2 separate regions of the Mus musculus genome follow, and region 2 is linked to region 1. The links are chromatin loops, found by intact Hi-C in ENCODE. Cell type or tissue: left cerebral cortex. All regions are shown on one strand. Each heading gives the region's core, and the rest is flanking DNA. Links, peaks and the distances in the headings are about the cores only.

Region 1 (8,000 bases), core at 1-8,000:
TTCTGTGTGTTGTGTTGTGTACATCTGTTTGTGTACATCTCTCCCGGTTTAATTTGTTTGTTTGTTTTCTTAGTGAATAGTTTGCTCTTTAGGGCTCAATTCCATTCACTGAACACCACTAAAACAGGAGAAAACAACTTTTAAACACGAGATATAGAAGTACAGTGAAAACTGGTTAAAGGTCACTAATATACCATTCATAGTCGGAAAACAAAAAATGGCAGAGTGCCAACGTTTAAAATGATGTTTAAATGTGAAACCAGCTAATGAATGAAGCTGTGGCAGGGAGTAGAGAAAGATGAAAAATAGAAGCATGGATAACAGAAGAGAAACAAGAAAGAAGAATTTTCTGAAGGAGAAAAATACATTAGTGGGAAAATAAAGATGGAAAATTACTCAATAACAAGAAAATGTAAAAAGTTATATAATGTGAGGAGATCAGAAAATGAGAACATCATTGGGATGTTTTTGTATAGAAATCAGTTGAGATCAGTCCTATTGGAAGCATAATAGGAAAACATCAAAAGGGAGACTAAGAGGAAACAAAAACAGATTATATGAAAATAAATTTTTAAAACGAAAACTTTTCTTAAGTATTGAAGAAATCATAGGCATAGAGGGGTGGTCAGCAGGTACACTTGCAGTCAGGCCTGACAACCTGAATTTGGCCTCTAGAACCCATGTTGGAGAAGGAGAGAGCTCACTTCTATGGCTGTCCTCTGATCTCCTTAAGAGATTCATTGCAGACACATACACATGCACAGGTCGGGGAGGGGCAGAGCAAGAAGACAAAGTTTTGACTTCTTTGAGGACTCTTCAAAATTGGAGAGGTAACACAGGTCAGCTGACTTGATGCTAGACTTGTGTCTCCTGCATCAGGGCTGTCTCCACTTTAACTTGGTCCTGCAGCTGTATATCAGGGGTCTGTGCTGCCAAGCTGAACACTGTAGCCTGTGGACTGAGCAGGTTCTCCTGCTCTCTGGAAGATCCCTAGTTTCTGCCCCCTGGGGCAGCTAATGTTCTGGCCAAAGAGTTTCTTCCATGTAGAATGGGAGAAGGCAAAGCAAGCACAGTGCTGAAATCTGCAAGTGCAGCCCTGCCTTCAGTTTCCAAGTCCACAAGCATTAGTCACTGCTGGGGGAGGGGATGCAGCTGCAGAGTTCTTGGGCCAGATGCATGAGCAGATGGGGGGGGGGGGGGACGTTCTACCCATTGAGCTCAGGCTTGTGGTGTTGGCTCCAGTTAGTAGGTGATGAGGTGTCTCCAGGCCCCTAGGCAAGACTCCTGTCACTTACACCTTTGGTTTGTCAGGATCTCACCCATCTGCTTCCTAGACTTATCCCTCACATTGGGTCTGTGACAGATCTAATTCAAGCTCAAATGGGACCTAGTCCACAGCCCTCTGAGCCAGATCTCTCTCCCTCTGCCAACCCCTCCTGTCTAAAAGGTCACTGTCTCAGTAAAAACCACAGCTGGATTTGAGGCTTGTGAGAACTGTGGGTTTGTCCTGTGGGTAGAACCACCTAGTATCTCTCTCACTGGGACTGCCTGGCTTGTCTTTTGGACGTAGCTTCTACTCCTTCTTCCTCAAGTAGGAAACCATACTGCTGGCCCTGTGTCTGGCTTCAGGCTCTTTTTACTGTTTCCCATCTTGTTGCCCCACCTGTTTCTCCATATTTCTAAGCTGCCCTATCAGGCCATTTATGAATTTTCAATATTCTTTCTCTGTTTGGAATGAAGTCTTTTTAAGAGATTTCCTATTCTCACAGCATGCACAGAGGCAAATGTCTAGGCCATCATCTTACCCAGACATTGAAATATTTTCTCTGTGTTATCTTCTCCATTTCCCAGTTCATCTAAATTGTTTCATGTGAATTGACTTCAGTTGTTTGTGAATCCTTCTAATTTTTCCTTAACTCAGGGGAAAATGGACAATCAAGAATATAAGGATGCATATGAATTTGCTGCAGATGTCAGACTGATGTTCATGAACTGTTACAAGTATAATCCTCCCGATCATGAAGTTGTGGCGATGGCTCGGACCCTTCAGGTGAGGCTTTACTCACTCTCTGGGTAAATTACCTTTGAGCATAATATATTTATTTCTGAACCATAACTCAAGAGCCAAATGATAACCTCTGTCCTTAATAGTGCCAAAAATTGTATAAATTACTTATTACACTGTGGAGGGTTGTCCGTTTAGTTGTAAGCGTTAGCAGCACACTTTTAAAAAAGAAGCTGCCTACTTCTCATAAGAAATGGATGAATCGTCAGTGAGAAGAGGGTAACGGGTCCCTAGTGGGACTGACTGAACCCTGGTCTGCTTCAGGAGAGGGCCCAGTCTTGAGTCACTGAAAGGTAGAACTGTATATGACATGGCTGACCTTAACTACAAAGGTCGACCATGCTGAGAGACATAGCCTAGAAGTGTGCTGAGGCACAGAAGTGCAGACAGAATCATCATGCTGCACTTCTTCTGGTGTGGCTTAAAGACGGCTGCCCAGGTATCTCCATGTGTAATTGTTTGTTTGTTTGTTTGTTTGTTTGGTTTGGTTTTTCGAGACAGGGTTTCTCTGTATAGCCCTGGCTGTCCTGGAACTCACTTTGTAGACCAGGCTGGCCTCGAACTCAGAAATCCGCCTGCCTCTGCCTTCCAAGTGCTGGGATTAAAGATGTGAGCCACCACCTCCCAGCCATGTGTACTTTTAAAGGTGTTCTTGTTGCATTAAATCAGAAATGGAGAAAATCAAACCAGGTGGTGTATGCCTACAATCCCAGCACTCTGGAGGTGGGCAGGAGGATTTCAAGTTCCAAGGCAGTCTGGGCTACATAGTGCACTCCAGGCCAGCCTGGACATGGTGAAACTCTGTCTCAAAATAAACCAAAAAATGTGAACAGGTTAATTTTGCATTATAGGATGTTTTTGAACTACATTTTGCCAAGATTCCCGATGAACCTATTGAGAGTATGCATGCATGCCACCTTACAACAAACAGTGCACAAGCCCTCAGCAGAGAAAGCAGCAGCGAGGCCTCCTCGGGGGACGCCTCTTCTGAAGACTCTGAGGATGAACGAGTGCAGCATCTTGCCAAGCTTCAGGAGCAGGTGGCCGTATATGACGCAAGTGTTGATGGTTCCCAAGCGGCTAGTCAGTGGTGCACTGCTTGCAGAGTCACAGCTGTTATGTTTAGATCACCTAATGCCATCTATAGCTTTAGTTGCATCACCTAATGTCTATAGCTTTAGTTAGTTTTTGGCATATTTGCCATGTTCAAAATTTCCTACTCAAATATCTGTATACTATAGTTCTAGAGCCACTACCACCACATTTTATTCCTCTTCCTCCTCCTCTTCCTCCTCCTCCTCCTCTTTGAAATGGTCTCATGTACCCGGCTTGTCATAAACTTCTGCTCCTTCTGCCTCTGCCTTTCAAGTGCTGGGATTGTTGGTGTGCACCATGATGCCTGGGAATTATTTACAATTCTGCTATTTGCATTTATAGTCTGAGTAGTTGATTCTTACTGAAGTGATTTTTGGTATAATGTGGAATATTTTAGAATGAGATCACTTGCTACTTTCTGTGATAAAATAGTAACTTTTACTGAGGTCATATCTGAAGACTAGGGCTGGAGAGATGGCTCAGCAGTTATTGGCACTGGCTGGTCTTCCAGAGCACCTGAGTTCAGTTCTTAGCATGTGTACCAGGCTACTTACAACCACCTGTAAGATATATATATCTTTTGAAAGAAACTTTAATACTGAGAAATGTTGGGCTGTAGTGTTTTTATTACTATACTATGTTATACTATACAGTTTGTTTATTATTTATTTATTTATATACCCTTCAAAACACTGAAATTCCAAAATGAAGCAAAATCCTGAAGGAAGTAGAACATGACATGAATTTCACAAAGGGTGGCATGACTTTGGAGTACCATGTTTTTCTAGTATCTTTAGTGCTTTAGAGACATAAATGTTTAAAGGCTTTTATTTTTTCCTTTCCCAGCTTAATGCTGTTCATCAGCAGCTGCAAGTTCTGTCCCAAGTTCCATTACGTAAGCTGAAGAAAAAGAATGAGAAGTCCAAAAGGGCGCCAAAAAGGAAAAAGGTTAATAACAGAGATGAAAACCCAAGGAAAAAGCCTAAGCAAATGAAGCAAAAGGAGAAGGCCAAAATCAAGTAAGCATGTTCAGTGAGTGACTGCCCAGGAGGCAGGCTCAGTGAAGGACCACACAGTTAGCCTATGTGAGGGCCTGGATCAAGATGAACTGAATGCCTGTGTGATGTGGGTACATTGTATGAAATTCCCACACCAACAAAAATGTTTTAAAAATATGAAACCAATATATAATTTTGTTACAGTCAACCAAAGAAGAAGAAGCCGCTTTTGAAATCGGAAGAGGAAGACAATGCGAAGCCTATGAACTACGATGAGAAAAGGCAGCTGAGCTTGGACATAAACAAACTGCCTGGAGACAAGCTTGGTCGAATAGTTCACATAATACAGTCAAGGGAGCCTTCCCTGAGAAACTCCAACCCGGACGAGATCGAGATCGACTTTGAGACCCTGAAGGCATCCACACTTAGAGAACTGGAGAAGTATGTCCTGGCCTGTCTGAGGAAGAGGTCGCTGAAGCCCCAAGGTAGGCCAGGCCCAGCCCCATCCCTAGGTCCCGCCCCATCTTGCCTCTAGGCCACGCCCCACCTCCAGGCCCCTCCCCGCACTCACGGTTGCTCCTCCTCTCACAGCAAAGAAGGTTGTCAGGTCTAAGGAGGAGCTCCATTCTGAAAAAAAGCTGGAGCTGGAGAGGCGGTTGCTGGACGTCAACAATCAGCTGAATTGTAGGAAACGGCAAACGAAACGTCCAGCAAAAGGTAGGTGGCGGTTTCTCCGCGCCCACCCGTGAGCCATGACCGCTGTTAACGCTCCCTGTTTTGCAGTGGAGAAGCCGCCCCCGCCCCCGCCCCCGCCCCCGCCCCCGCCGCCTCCCCCGGAGCTGGCCAGTGGGTCTCGCCTGACCGACAGCAGCAGCAGCAGCGGCAGCGGCAGCGGCAGCAGCAGCAGCAGCAGCGGCAGCAGCAGCAGCAGCAGCTCCTCGGGGTCCGCGAGCAGCAGCAGCGACTCGAGCTCCTCCGACAGCAGCGATTCTGAACCAGGTTAGCTGGCTCGTAGGCACCGCTGCGGTGGTGGGGGTGGGGGTGGGGGGGTGGCCTTTCCTGTAGCGTCCGGAGAATGTGTAGAGGAGGACCTATGCTTTGGATGCCAACATCCTTAATAAAATCCTTACTCTTTCCATAAAAGAAGGAAAGGATGTGACTTGGGCCTGATGGGAGGTCTCCTAAGGAAATGTACGAGATTGAAAAACTGCGGGTGCTGCTTTCACTTCTTAATGAAAACATTATTTGGGAGGCCTCAGTGTGTTCCCATTGTACTTTGGGTCACTCCGATGTGAAGTGTGTCCTGTTTGGACACTGCTTTCTGAGTTGAACTGTCGCTTTGAATTAAGAAGCCACTCACCCCAAAATTTGTAGAGAGTTTTTTTTTTTTTTTAATTTATGTTTTTTAACTACATATTATTACCTATCATCTATAGAAAAAGATGGAAGTACCACATTTTCTTGTGCAGTTTGTCAGTTGTATTAAGCCAGGCCACTCATGTTTTCTATTACTAGTTGGACAGCTGCCATGTGATCACTGTCCACCCCACCAATGGTGTTCCATTTTAACCAAGCAGCAAATGCAGAACCCAGGGCGCTTTCTTCCCTAAAATGTGCTTTATTGTTAATGGGATGTTTCTTGTGAGGTTCAGTTCTTTTTAATTAAAAAGAACCTCACAGAAACTCCAGCGTAAAGAATTGCAGTTGACAGTCAGGGTCTGCTGGCTGGCAGCGATTCTGTTTTCCTTTGGTTTTGATTCATTTATTTTTTGTAGAGCTAGTCGCTGATTTGGTTTTCACATTTCTGAGTATATAGAGGGGAACAATTTTGTAAAATTTAAAAGAATTTTTACTTTGGTTAGAATTTGTTATTTTAATACATTACATTAAAACTCATTTTAGAGTTCTTATTACAAAGTATTTCTTATATTTGACTTTTAAGCATAAAACAATACTGGAAAAATCTAAGTTGCATTTAGTATTTTAAATTGTAATTAATTGTAATTTTATCTAATAAAGCATTTGTGGCCTAATAAGTTACAGCACCTTGTCTTTTATTTGTGGGATAAAACTATGACTATTAATTTGAATTATTTAACTTAAATATTCAATAAATGCTTTGAAAGTTAGAAAAAAATACTGCATAGAGTTTTTTGGTATAGCGCCTTAGTATTTAGAATTCCTTCTTTCCTTCCTCCCTCCCTCCCTCCCTCACTCCCTCCCTCCCTCCCTCTCTCCTTCCCTTCCTGTCTTTGCTTACTGTGTAGCCAGACTTCACTTTGTAGGCCAGAGTGGATTTGAACTCAGCAATCCTCCTGCTTCTGCCTCCCAGCAGGTGTGCTATACCACACAAAACTCTTGATATGATATTCTAGATATTACTTGATATGATATTCTAGTATATTACTTGAAGAGAAGAAAATGTTTATCATCATCTATATGTTCTTAAAATGGTACAGAAACTTGGTTTCTAACTTTAACAGAACAGCTCAAACTCAGAATTCTAATCCTAAAACATTGCTGAGTTTGTATCTGCTGATCAGCATTCATGGTTGGTGGCATGTTTTCCAGAGAGCTTTGCTTCTGTTGTGTGGTGGTGGGACTAAGGCACCTGTGCATGCACACAAGGTGAGCAAGCACTGCAGCACCAAGCTGTGTCCTCAGGGAGTGTCCTGGGCTGGGCTGGGCTGGAGCTTGCACTGAAGCCTAAGCCATCCTTGAACTTGCAGAACAATTTAGTAAAGTTCAACAGAAGTTTTGCTGTGGTTAGGATTTGTCATTCTAATACATTTTAAAGTCATGTGCAGCTCTTATTATAAAATATTTCTTATATTTGACTTCTGAGCATAGAACAGTATTGGAAAAATATCCATTGCATTCATGGCCTCAAGCAGTAGATCATAGGCCCACACATGTAGACTGATTTAGACGCTTTTAAAAATATATAATGTTAAAATAAAAGCAACAAATTTTATTCCCTTTCCTGGCACTGGAGAGTGAACCCAAGGTCTTACATACCAGGAAATCAGTTTAACCATCAAGCTGCAGGTATTCCTCAGCTCGCTTCATTTATTTATTTATCTATCTATTTATTCAAGTTAACCATCTTATGAATAGTTTGTGATTTATTACACTGAGATCAGTTTGTCTTCACTGTGGGCACTGAAATTGTCTTTTACTGTTGTTTGAGATGGAGTCTCACTGTGTAGCCACGGATAGACTTAAAGTCCTGTTCTTTCTCTCACAGCCTCCTGAGTGCTGGAATCACAGGCATCTGTTGCTACATCTGTCTTGTCATTTATTCTTGAAATTTTAATTTTTGAACATACCATCTATATCTTTATAGACAGAGGGAAACACTGTTTAAGTGTATTATAAATTGCAAAGTCTAAAATGGAAAAAATACATCTATGCTTCCAATAAGCAAATTAAGTATAGGATCTTTTAATACTTTTTAGTACTAAACTGATACTAAGTAAATACTTCAATACTAAGTACTTTAAAATGCCACAAGACTTACTAATTTCTAGTGTGTAAACTAGGAACATTTTTACTTCCCTAAGAATAACAATAAAATTTGTAAGCAGGATTATAAATTAGAGAGAAAAAAATAAGTCAGCCCCCATCATTGCAATATTCTTGTAAAACTAATGAAAGCGCCTGTGTTCTTGACTGTGTGTATAACAGTTTCAACAAACTGCAGATGACAAACATGTTGCCAGCTTCCATTGTGTGGTGAAAATTGGTTAATTACCCATCAAAAAGTGAAAATTTGGTATATTAACAAAACACCAACTAAGAATAAAGCTAGGCATAGTGGCAGGTACTTGTAACTCCAGCAT
Region 2 (12,355 bases), core at 1,816-9,815, 150 kb after region 1:
TAGGATTCAGTTTGGTGCCTGCTTTTAGTCAGCCAGCCTTGTCACAAGAGAAGGCTCATTGTTCCAGGTTTCTCTTTGCAGGGTAAAAAGAAGCAAGTGGTGTTAAGAGCACAGTGTGCTTTATTTTTGTATTCATTTGGTATACTTTCATATAGTGTTAAAAGTAGTCAAGTACTTATAATTAGTAATTATAGCGGTAATGCCCTGGGCTTGAGGGCATGGGGTCAGACATATAAAAAGACTGCCTCCCAGTGACTGCAACATGACAAGCTTCCCAGGGGTCTAGAGAGCCACTGTGCAATAAAGCGATAGAGTAACGTGACTGCACTCCATTCTTAAAAAGAGTAACATGTGTATTCTGCTATTTTTCCTTTTAAAAAAAATATTTGATGACTTTATTATAGTGTGAAATATATTTTCTTCCTTCCAAGTGTTATTATATGGCTATTCATGTCATCAAAATATGTAAGTACAAAATTATACTAATCTATGCATAGTCTAATGATATTGTGGACTCAATTATTCAATGTTCTGATTTAGAATGTAAAGAACAGATTGCCCTTGAAAGTTTGGCAGAGAATCCTGTTTCCTCCCTCCTTATCGCCCACTAGCTAGGAACTACAACTTCTGCAGCCAGGACATAGCTCTCTTGGCTTAGAACAGGAGGCATCAAGCCCTCCATATTTCTGATTGGAAACCCAGACAATGGAGAATTTTGTCATTTTTCTGGAGTGTTTCAGAGTCCTCTTGTGCATCATGTCCTGAGCCCTTACACCATCTAACATCTAATAAAGTGAGAGTCATGGGCCATAGTTATCCCAATCCCAGGGAGACAGGCTGGAGGAGTGTGAGCTCAAGGCCAACTACACTACATAGCATGAAGTACCCACTAAGACAAAGAAGGTTCCAAACAAAGTTGGTTTCCTTTTAGAAGCTTAGTCCTCTTTTCTCATTTTTGTTAATAGACTGTGGTTCCCCCCACCCCAACACACACACAGTTGGCTGTGAATTTATAAGAAATGTGTATAAACTCGGGAGATATAAGTCCAAGACTGCCTAGAAATGCATATGCACCAGATCCTTATCATTCTGTAATGTACTGTGAAGTTTCTAAAGCATGTATTTATCTCATAGCATACATACATTTCACATACCACATGATAGTTCACAGTACATAGGCTACAGTAAGTTAAGTGAGGTCAGTTTTAAGCACAGGAAGAGGCCTTACAGAGAAGCTTGCTAAGTTGTGTTAAAAATAGAGAAATATTCCAGGTAGCAGTGGTGCACACCTTCAATCCCAGCACTTGGGAGGCAGAGGAAGGTGGACCTCTGTGGTACTGAGGCCATCCTGGTCTACACAGTGAGTTCTAGGACAGCCAAGGCTGCACAGAGAAACCCTGTTTCAAAAACCAAAAGGGGTCAGGGGGATAGGGGATTATATTTCAAATCAAGAAAAAAAAAGGAGGAAAGAGGCTGTTTGATATTTACAACACTTAGAATTCTTGGAGCACTGTTCTGAAGGAAAGCATTCTCCACTCTGCAAACATACATAATCTAAAGCCAAAATATGCTTAAAATTTCCACAATACCCCAGCCCCATTAAGTCAAAGCTAGGACAATAATGTATTGATTCTGTTACCACTGCACCCTGCTTTTGCCTAAATTTAGCCTTTATTTATTGTCTTATACATATACATGTATCCATGCACATGTGTGTTATCTGAGTCAATTTTCTAATATATTGGAAGCCTTCTATATTTATAAACGTAGTCTTGAACTAAATATCACTACATGCTTAACAGCGGTTACAGACATTTTGTTGCACTCCCGATATGTTATGGGACATAAAGGGTTTAATTGTGAAGATAAAGCAACACAAGCTCCGCCCTATAACCCCATGCAGCTTTACCAAGGTCAGGGAAATCAGCAGTTGCATGTATGGATGATGTATTTATATTTTATTCTAAGGTTCCCTTCCGTATGGAGATGTTGGCTGCTCTGTGCCCTGGGGTTCCCCTCTTCTTTCCCCAGCTCAGCTCTTATTAGATGTCTTTTCCTCTGTAACCTCTAGATGACCAGTGCTGTCTGCCATCTAGGATTTTTTTTAAACCTAAACTTTTCAAGTATACATGTTGTGTTTCTAGAAGCCTTTGTCATTTTGTTTTAAAAAGGACTCCCAGAGTTAGAGAATTGTGGTGAAAATGTTTATAGTATGCCTCAGATTACAATTAGATGACTACATCATAAGCTCTAGTCTCAATCCTGTCCTTGCCAGGCATGTGACCTTGGATAAGTCACATGTGTGCTTTAATACCCAGTTTCTTATCTAACAGTTGAAGACAGCTGCAGGAGCTATTTCAAATGATTATTTTGTAAGTATGAATTGAAATGATGGACCCTAAGAAAGGGCTTCAGAAACCCTCAAGTGTTATCACTCAGGATAGCCTGAATCTTCATGGGTTAATTTCGATTGTAATACCACAAATTAAATAAATATTTAATGCTGTATTTCAGAAATGATTAAGGTAATAATCACCAAAGGTGTTTTTTATGAAAATGATAAGGGATATCTCAAGTTTTGAGTGATCCTGAATCATAATAAGAATTTAGAAGCTGGGCTGTGGTGCTCCCTGGGAGACCACTGGCAAGAGCATTATGTGAGCTTTGCTCAATTGTTGCTTCTAAAAACTTCACTGAAGCCAGGTCTCATGGTGCATGCCTTCGGTCCCCACATGGGGAGGCAGAGACAGGCAAAGCTCTACGAATTTAAGGCCAGCCCTGTGTACATACTGAGTTCCAGGCCAGCCAAAGCTATATAGTGAAACCCTGTCACAATAACAAAAAGCCAACCCAAAACTTTCTTAAAACATAAAATATTCTATGTCAAAAACTTGTTGATTTATAGGATTTTCTTCCTCCCTCCCTCCCTCCCTCCCTCCCTCCCTCCCTCCCTCCCTTCCTTCGTTCCTTCCTTCCTTCCCCTTCCTTAGCAAAGGAGACAAGGCTCTGATGTTGATGTTTTAAAAATAAAACCTTGGACAGAAAATAACAAAAAACCGTGTCAGACCTCTCTCTCTACTAATCAGAAGATGAGATCCGATGGATTGGGAGCATCAGGACATGCATCAAGCACTAACAGAAACAGTATAAATAAAGTGTCCAAGCATGGTGACAGTACAAAAATGTCCAAAGTTGTGAAAGAGATGAAAACTGGGGGAAAATATGTCTCTGGCAAGTCTAAAACTATGGTAAAGCCCCAAACAGAAAACAGTGATCATACAAAGATAGAAGGTTTGTCATCCACTGTTGTGGGAAGACCATCAAGAGTGACAGCAGCTGGACGGAAGGACCCAGTACATGGAAAAGGAGTCCAGAACCAAGAAGTGGAGACCACAGGGGCAAGACCTAAGGTACTCACTGCAAACCTGAACGTGCAAGCCAGAGCCAAGCCTTTGCAAACACTGAGAGGAAAAGATTCCACATGCCCCGCCTCTGTAGGGCCCTCCAGTAGATCTACACATTCCAGCACGGAGCTTCTGGCTTCCATGGGCTCTGTGGATGAGACAAAGGAAAACGGATCAGTAGAAGACAAGTGTCGTGATGGGAAGCCATACGTTAGTGATTCCCCAGGACAGATGGTGAGCAATGGAGTAATGTCAACTGCAGGTGGGTTTCAGCACTTTGTGTGTGTGTGTGTGTGTGTGTGTGTGTGTGTGTGTGTGTGTGTGTGTGTGTGTAGCAGGGCAGCATGGCTCTACACATGCTAGACAGGCAGTCTGCACTAGCAGCTCAGCACTGCAAACATTTGTTTGAGATAAGATCTCTCCATCAGCCTGTGCTGTCACTAAGGACACTCTTGTACCTCTGATCCTCCTGTCTCTGCCTCCCAGGTGCTAAGACTATGGTTGTACCTGTCATGCCTGACTTGTGTAATGCTAGAGACGAAGCCAGGCAAGTGCTCTACTAAATAAGCTGTGTCCCTGCCCTGAGTTCCTGATGCTTAAAGGTTCCTAGATGACCCTTGCATGCTTTACTTACCTTTAAGTGCTAAGGTGTGTTTTACACAGATATGTACAAACTGAGAAAGTGTGTTCTCTCCTATATCAGCACTTGGTTTTTAGTGTCTAACCTGTATATTTATGCAATTTATTGTAGCAGTAAAGTCTCGAGCAGTTGCAAGAATTACCAATGGAACAGCCAGTAACAAAAGCTTTACTCATGAACAAGACTCTCACGGGAATAGCAGGTGGGACTCTCTTCAGCTTGTGTTTCACCCAACTGTCTCTGCAAGCTACTTATATACTAATTCTTAGCTAAATGTTTTAAAAGATGTTTTGTTATTTAACCGTATTTATGAAATTATATTTTTAAACTTTCTTAGTTCATATTTATATAAAATGAAGAAATACAGGGAAAGTTTCTTAGCTATACTTAATGGCATGTGAAGTTATGCGTTGACTTATCGTATGTGGTCTACTCTTTCAAAAGTTGAAGGATTGTGAACATAGGTTTCTCTATTTTCAGAAGAGTTTCTATCTTTTGACAAACTATGTAATGGTATATGGTTGTGGTCATGCACAGGTGTTTGTGAGTTCACGTTTTGGAGTGTCACTGTAATACTAAGTGCAGTCATTCTTCTTAGTGTAATAAAAAGAGGGGATGGCAAAGGACTTAGTGCTTCAGCACCACAGACAGCTGCGAAGAAAAGAGGGAGCAGCAATGGATGCACAGCAGCTCAGCCACGGACGAAGAGCGCCCCTCCCACCCTGGCTCAAGCTCAAGGTAAAGCCACAGGGCCCCCGAGGGTTCTGGGGCCTGTGTCAGCCGGACTGCCATTACACATAAGCAAGACAATAAAGTTCTGTGGCTTTTAGATAGACATTTTAGCATTAGGGGATTGATTTGGGTTGTCTTGTCCTTCATGGAGATAAACTTAAAGGAGCCATTGACTGGTCTCCAATTCTGTCCTTTTGTGTAGCGTGCCTAGGTTCCTTGAAAGTTTCCTTGATGACTTGAGGAATTATGTCTGTGAAAACAGCACTGAGGAGTTGTTAAAGAACAGCAGGAGCTGAGCAGCTGTGTGGAGAGGGCGTTCCTCCAGAGCTGTCCTCACGCTGCTGTTCCTCAGTGTTGCAAGAAAAATCAATACTGTTTAGATTATATAATGTGCATGTAACAGCCCATTTTCAACATTGCTTTCTTTCTGGGGTTAGTGGCACATGCCTGTAGTCCTTCCATTGGAGGGATGAAAGCAAAGTCATCTTTGATCTGTATACTGAGTCCAAGCCAGTCCTGGCTACTGAAACACTATCTCAAAATAAATAAAAAGTGAGAGAAGGAAGATAGGAAGGAAGGAAGAGGGCTGAGGGATGGCTTTGTACGTGAAGGTTGGTGAGGGAGGCAGAGGTGGATGGAAGATCCCTGAGTCTGGATCGCCAACAGCAACCCAGCCTCTTCAGTGAGGCCCAAGTCCTGATAAGAGACTATGTCTTAAAAGGAACAGTGTGTCGCTCCTGAGGAGTTGATCTCTATCATGCACACGTGTACATGTACACACATCGTCACACAAGTACGCACACACACACCAAGATTGACCTCTGACATGCTCACATGTGCATACACACTCACACACCACAAGCACACACACATTTATTTTTTGTGTGTGTATTAAGCACTCATGTGTAAGAGCAGTTTATAAAACCCCCAAAATAATCTTGATTTGCATGATGAATTAATACTGAAAGTCAATTAAAAATCAAGGCAGATGAGATTACTCATATCCTAGTAAAAGTTGAAATGAGATATAAATGGTCTATAGGACTAGGGTACCTCAGTGGCAGAGTACTTGCTTGTCTTTCACAAGTCTCTAGAACTCCCCACACCCCCAAACACACACAGAACAAAAAGTTGGTAATTGGAGTTGGCAGATTTGAGTGCCCCAAATTTTTATTCTAAGACTTTAACCAGATGCATAAATGGAATTTTAATTCTGAATCTCCTGTAGGCAATGATCTGGTTCTCACTGCAGCAGATCTGGGTTGTTAGCCCTAGTAAGCTATAACCATAATTATACGGTATACGTTTATTCCAGTTTGAAGAGAAATGAATAATTTCAACAAATGTCCATTTGTTTTTAGGTTAGTTCTTCCTTTCAGTTGTGTTGTTTAGTTTACTCCCCCTGCCACCAAAAAAGAAAACTTCAAAGAGAAGAGCTTTCTTGTTGGTTTGATATAAGAAGATGATAGTTTCTGCTGTTGCAGATTTATGTAAATCCAATTTGGGCACGATGAAGGTTCTTGGTGAAAAGAGATTCTCTTTAAGGGTTTTTAGTAAGATCATAAAATAGTCCCTCTATATTTAAAATATTTAGGTTTTTTCACTTTATCATTGTTTTTTTATTTTTTGACTGTCAATACTAGATGTTTCCCTGTGTTTGCTTTATTAATTTTATTTTCTTTAAAGTGATTTGAAAACATTAAATTTCACCTTAGAATTTGAGAGTACTTTGCATTTCTGAACTTTCTTAGGATCCCAAGGGGAGTCACCACACTCTGTAAAATCTTCAGTCTCTTCAAGGCAGTCTGATGAAAATGTAACAAGGTTGAGGCATGGAACAGATAAGCAAATACCTAAGAGAAAAGTTGTCAAGCAAGGACACACAACTTTGCAGAAGGTTAATGCAAAGCTGGTACCAATGCCTAAAATCCCAAGTCAGCCCAAGAAAGGTGGAACTGTAAACAGCAAAGATTCAAAACAAAAAGTGCTTCCTGGACAAATTATGCTGCAAAGTCATGCTTCTCAGCGACCTTCCAAACCTGAGGTAGCTGAGAAAAGCGTGCTTCATGGTGTGAGTGACAGCAGGAACCATGTCTCTAAACAGAGGCCTCACGAGTCCCCGTGTACCCTTGCTTGTGACACCAGTGGTCCTGAAGTGTCCCAGATACCTTGCAGACCTCAGCCACAAAGTCCATTAGGCAGTCAAGAGAAAAAGAGACTGGAGCTAGCATGTCAAGATAGGTCAACCCTGGGCGACTCAGTGAAACGTGAGCTGAGGTCAGAACTGGCTGGCATAGAGCAAAGTCACACATCCGCTTACAAAGACTCGAGTCAGTGCAATGGGAATCCAAACTGTGGGAGCATTGCTGCTCTGAAATCTGTGATTTCAAATCCAAATGAAAACTTGATAAACTCTAACCCAGTTCATAATTCAGACTCAGCAAATACAGAGCAAGCCTATTTATCAGATAGAGAGAGAGAAACAGGGAGAGAAAACACAGATACTGAACCAAGTATGAGTTGTATAAATGGGAAAGCTTTCCTGTGTGTTCCTGAAGGGACAAGCAGTACCCTCAACCCTACTCAAAGTGACAGAAGACTCACATTTCATGGAGCAGCTCAAAGCCAGTTACCTGACGACTGTGCTACAGAGGACAGTAAATGTGCTACAGTCACCTCAGCTGTTTCTTCCAAATGTCTTTTGGGACAACCATCAGAAAAAAATTGTAAAAATATGGAAATGTCAGAAACCCCAGAGAGCCATGGAACTCCAGAAGCTCCATTCGTGGGCCCCTGGGATTTGAACACTGGTGCCACACATCAAAGAGAGAGTCCAGAATCCGACACTGGTAGTGCTACCACATCTTCAGACGACATAAAGCCCCGCTCAGAAGACTATGATGCTGGGGGGTCTCAGGATGATGAGGGCTCACACGACAGAGGCATCTCCAAGTGCAGCACAGCGCTGTGCCATGACTTCCTTGGGAGGAGCAGCAGCGACACCAGCACCCCTGAAGAGTTGAAGGTGCACGAGGGTGACCTCAGGACTGAAGTCAGAGTGAGAAAGCAGGGTGGGGGTGACCACCAGATCCACTCGGCAAGTGATGACGAGATCCCTAGGAAGAAGCCAGAACCTTGGTCTCGATCTACAATAGGCTATCCCCGGGAGAAGGGAAGTACGCCACGGGGTAGCATCCCATCTGCTCAGGAAGGGGACCAGGTTTCTTCTTCAGCAGATGAAACAGAAGATGAAAGATCTGAAGCAGAGAATGTTGGGGAAAATTCCTCTCCATGCAGCTCAGGTACTCAGCAGGTTCAGGGAATAATTAACTTAGCTTTTGACGATGGAGCTGAACATGAAAGTCGTGAGTTTTCTGCAACTAAGAAGTTTAGAAGGTCAGTGTTGCTCTCGGTAGATGAGTGTGAAGAAGTGGGATCTGATGAAGGTGAAGGCCACACCCCCTTTCAGCCTTCCCTAGATTCTCTTTCACCTTCTGATGTTTTTGATGGTGTTTCTTATGAGCATCATGGAAGGACAGGTTACTCTAGATTTTTCAAAGAAAATGAAGCTACTACTGCAGAGCATAATCACAACAAAGGCAATGGTGGATATAAAAATGAAAGCTTTCTCCTGAATTCTAGAAGCAAAGACTTCGAAAAACAAGATAAACAATGTGTCTCAACAGATCAAAAGACCAGGTTAGATGTCCCACCCAAAGGAAGCCAACAGCTTTTTCCGGAAAACGAAGAAGTGATAAGTAAACGGGAGGCGGCTCACAGCTTTCAGCAGCACAGCACATTCATGGATGGGGACACTAAGTCTCAAGAACGACCGTGTCATTTGGAGCTCCATCAGAGAGAACTCAGCTCCAATATACCAAAGATCAGCTCAGTGAAATCTCTGGACTCCTGTCCCAGCCAGGGGCTGCCTCAGGAAGGGCAAGTGAAAGAGAGCCGTCCCACGCCTCCCAAGGGAGCTAATAACGCTGTGTTCTCAGGTAATGTACAGAAGTAGAAGTCTAAAGCTGTCTGTAGCCCTGGATGCTATATTTTAGTTAGAATATTTAAGCTACAGTTTCAACTTTGAAATGAGAACTTAAATTTATTAATGATATGAAAATGAGCTAGCTATTCATTATTTATTGTTTGCTTACAACCTTAGTGAATAATTAATATGTAGTAGAAAACCTTGTTTATTACACACAGACAGATAACATGCTAGATCTTACCTGGAAAAGACAAGGACTTAGTTTGGTGTCATTTCAATTATCATGTTTAATTTAATGTAAGCATCTTGACTATGGGAAGTTTTACTTTACATTGGACATGATTTATGGACTTGCTAGTGTAGATCTAAGAGGGCCGTGCAATAACCATAGTAATATTACTGAAAGCAGTAAACTATTTTAAATAGATTAATCATCATAATTTATATGCATTTTACAGAGACTAAAACTTTCTTAGGATCAATATAATTCTATTCTAAGATTTTCAAGTGAAGAATTTCCTAAGCAATTATATTTAGAATGATAGTATATGACAAAGCCCAGGCTTATATCACATGCTAAGATAATTTTTTGTCTAATTGTTTTATGTTTATGTCTTTCTTATTTCAATAATTCAAACTAATGACTTAAAATATGCAATAGTAGCTGGTTGAGTATTATGTATCATAATTTTAAAAAATATTGACCAGAAATCCCTATTCAGTAAAATTATAAAGTAGGAGATCTTCCAAAGTTGTATTTTTGTTTGTTTGTCCTGGTTCACATCCTCCTTTGCATGTGCCATATACAAATAAGACTTTAGATAGAGTGTATTTATCCCCCCACCCCGTGAAACCAAGTTACCTTATAGATACCTTTAGATAACTGTCTTTTTTTCTTCCTTGAGTTTCTATTGTAGTGAATTAGATTTGTGTGTGCTTTTATGTTTATCTTTTAAGTAATTTGTTATTTTCTGTATTCTAAGTTTTCAAATTAAAATATGGAAAATTATTGTTAGTTACCTACATTGATTTTGCTGCTAAACATTACCCTTGAATTTTTTAACACAGAAAATAAATGCCTCAAAAATTTTGTCAATTTTGTAAAAATGTTATTTTTTTCCATCTTATGTTTTTCTGAGAGAAGCTAATACTGCTATGTTGTGTTAATGTTGTTCTACAAAACTCTGAGGGGAGTCGACGTGCAATTTTTACATTGTGTAGTATTGTGAATTATTTCAGGAGACATAGATGATTGTGATACAATGGCACAAACCTCCATGTATGACCACCGGCCTTCAAAAACCCTCTCTCCAATATATGAGATGTCTCTAACAGCAGCGTGTGAGCAGGAAGTGGAGTCAGAAACCCATGTCGCAGACAGGGGCTCTGAAGACGAGCAGCACTTTGCAAAGCAGGACTGGACACTGCTGAGGCAGCTGCTTTCTGAACAAGACGCAAACTTAAATATCACAAGCTCTCTGCCTGAAGACCTAAGCTTAGCCCAGTATTTAATCAACCAGACACTCCTCTTAGCTCGAGATAGCTCGAAACCTCAGGGTTCAGCACACGCTGACACTTGGAACAGGTGGAGTGAACTGTCATCCCCACTTGATGATTCGGCAACAAGTGCCACCACGGCTAGTGTTTCTTCCACAGATTGTTCGCCTCAAGGGGAGTGGACAATCCTGGAATTGGAAACTCAGCATTAGGAGTCTCAGCAGTCGGGAAAGATTTAGACTACGCCACCCCTGTATTTTTGATGCCTACTTTATATTTAAATTATAATTTAGTTAGCCAAATACAGACTGTCCTTAAATTGATGGAGTCTTTTAATTTATTGAGGTAAATATAGCTTATTTATTGATATGATGTCTCATATTTTGAAAATGTTTTTCTAAATTTATGAGCATGTTTTCTACATCAATTAAGTTAGAAGGCTGAAAACAGTCTTTGCTACAGTTTTCTTTCCTACCTAATAATTTGTTCATTTATTCAAGAATTTCCATGTCAGTACACAAGTAGATCAACCCCTTACTCTTGACTCTGCATATGGTATCATAATAATTTAACAATAAACTTACTGTGTGAGTGTGCACCGTACAGAATCAGTCTGTGAATAACATTCAGACTCAGGTGAGTGTTGCGTCTGGGGACACAGAGGGACCCCCAGCTTCCCCAGTGTTTCAGGACTAGGACATGGAGAGGTGAGTGCACCTTGAGTTTCAGCCATACTGCTAATAAACTAAGAGGAGTTGGGCTTTTCTGTTTATGTCAGGGATAGGAATTTATTTCCTCTCTTCAAAGGCATGTAGAAACTGTTTTGTTTGTGGCTGGCTCTAACAGTCACTTTGTCTTGCATGCCATGGTAGGAATACTTTGGAGCTGCACTGCTCTGAGCTAACACAGCATTAACCAAAATTCGTGCATGAGGCAGCTGAGTGAGTCCTAGTGTGGGCGTGTGCTTCCTCTTGTCTGTTTATGTCCTTTGTCTGTCAGATTTCTCTCAGTCTGTAGCTTTGTAAAAAACCAGATAATCAGTGCTACAAGAGAGGAGCAGTAGGATCTTAGATGCTAATGAGGATCCCTTTAAGGTGATGGGAAAATAACAACCAGGTTAATACAGAACTATTTGTCCCAAAACAACAATTACGTTTTCATTTAAGCACTCATCTATTATACCATAAAAGTTTCTCATGAATTTTAAAAAAGGTTTTAAGTGTTTTATATTAATTTATTTTGTGGGTAGGCATGTGCATGTGTGCTACAACACACACGTGGAAGTCAGTGGACAGCCTGTGAGTCAGCTCTCTCCTTCCACCACGGGAGTCCCAGGGACTGAAGTCAGGTCATCAGGCTTGGTGGCGAGTGCCTTTACCCACTGAGCCATCCCTCCGATCCTGGTTCTATGCCTTTTTAAAAAGCTAGACACTCTTGCAGGACTACTCATTCATGTGGGGCTTAGTTATACTCAGCTCAACAGGTAAATAAATAGGCATTGGATGTAAGCACTCAATAGAGGGTAAAATAGAATTAAGTAAAAAGTTCGGTTTCTAGTGTAGGGCAGGAGAATGTAAGGAAAACATTGAAATATGAACACACACACACACACATACTTTATATCTTAAAGCTTGGTAGAAATTTAAAGATTAGACTAGTCTCTTTAAATGGTAAAGGAAGGCTTTTGTGGCCATAAGAATGAAAAGGTCCTACAGCCTACTCGTGAGGTAGAATGCATTATTTCTTAATTCCAACTTGCTGTTATTTCTACCACACAGAACACTCTTTCTCATGGAGCTGTGAACAAACAATGACACACTGAAACATTTGTAGTGTGAAAATGTCTATGTGATGACAAAGTGCACCTTCAAACATTGACACACTGAAACATTTGTAGTATGGAAATGACTATGTGATGACAATTAAAGTGCACCTTCATTCATTCCCAAGACATACGTGGGCTTTTGTTTTCTCAATGTGAAGTTGTTTTACATGTTCCTTTCAGTAAACTTCCCCTGAGGTTTAGAAGTTTATAATTGAAATTATATTTCTTTCCCATCCTTGGGTCTTAAGACTCTCCCTTAAATTATTAAG

What was found. A loop is a pair of places that touch in the nucleus more often than their neighbours do. Peaks named below come from ENCODE experiments on the same cell type or tissue, not always from the same donor. Only the 100,000 strongest peaks of a DNase experiment are listed, where the experiment ranks them.
Region 2: a loop joins it to region 1, with 3 times the contacts of the local background. A loop is called at or near these places in 8 of 42 quality-filtered maps.

Annotation. Positions count from the first base shown.
Region 1 is chr5:107,354,831-107,362,830 of GRCm38, forward strand. It overlaps Brdt (bromodomain, testis-specific), which reads left to right. Exons shown (of 19, transcript NM_054054.2): 8 at 1,922-2,050; 9 at 2,917-3,105; 10 at 4,007-4,179; 11 at 4,363-4,643; 12 at 4,750-4,875; 13 at 4,942-5,157. Among named protein-coding and RNA genes, the nearest start is that of Brdt, 28 kb to the left of the region's middle. In left cerebral cortex, for the core only: no CTCF peak of the experiment used is centred there; DNase peaks (open chromatin) are centred at 1,146, 4,732, 5,375, 5,733 and 1 more place; H3K4me3 peaks cover 1,930 bases; H3K27ac peaks cover 1,227 bases.
Region 2 is chr5:107,500,349-107,512,703 of GRCm38, forward strand. It overlaps Btbd8 (BTB (POZ) domain containing 8), which reads left to right. Exons shown (of 18, transcript NM_001378266.2): 14 at 2,991-3,666; 15 at 4,156-4,246; 16 at 4,643-4,782; 17 at 6,528-8,774; 18 at 10,004-12,212. The coding sequence ends at 10,473. Among named protein-coding and RNA genes, the nearest start is that of 1700028K03Rik, 28 kb to the right of the region's middle. In left cerebral cortex, for the core only: no CTCF peak of the experiment used is centred there; DNase peaks (open chromatin) are centred at 1,894, 3,494 and 5,108; H3K4me3 peaks cover 1,124 bases; H3K27ac peaks cover 803 bases.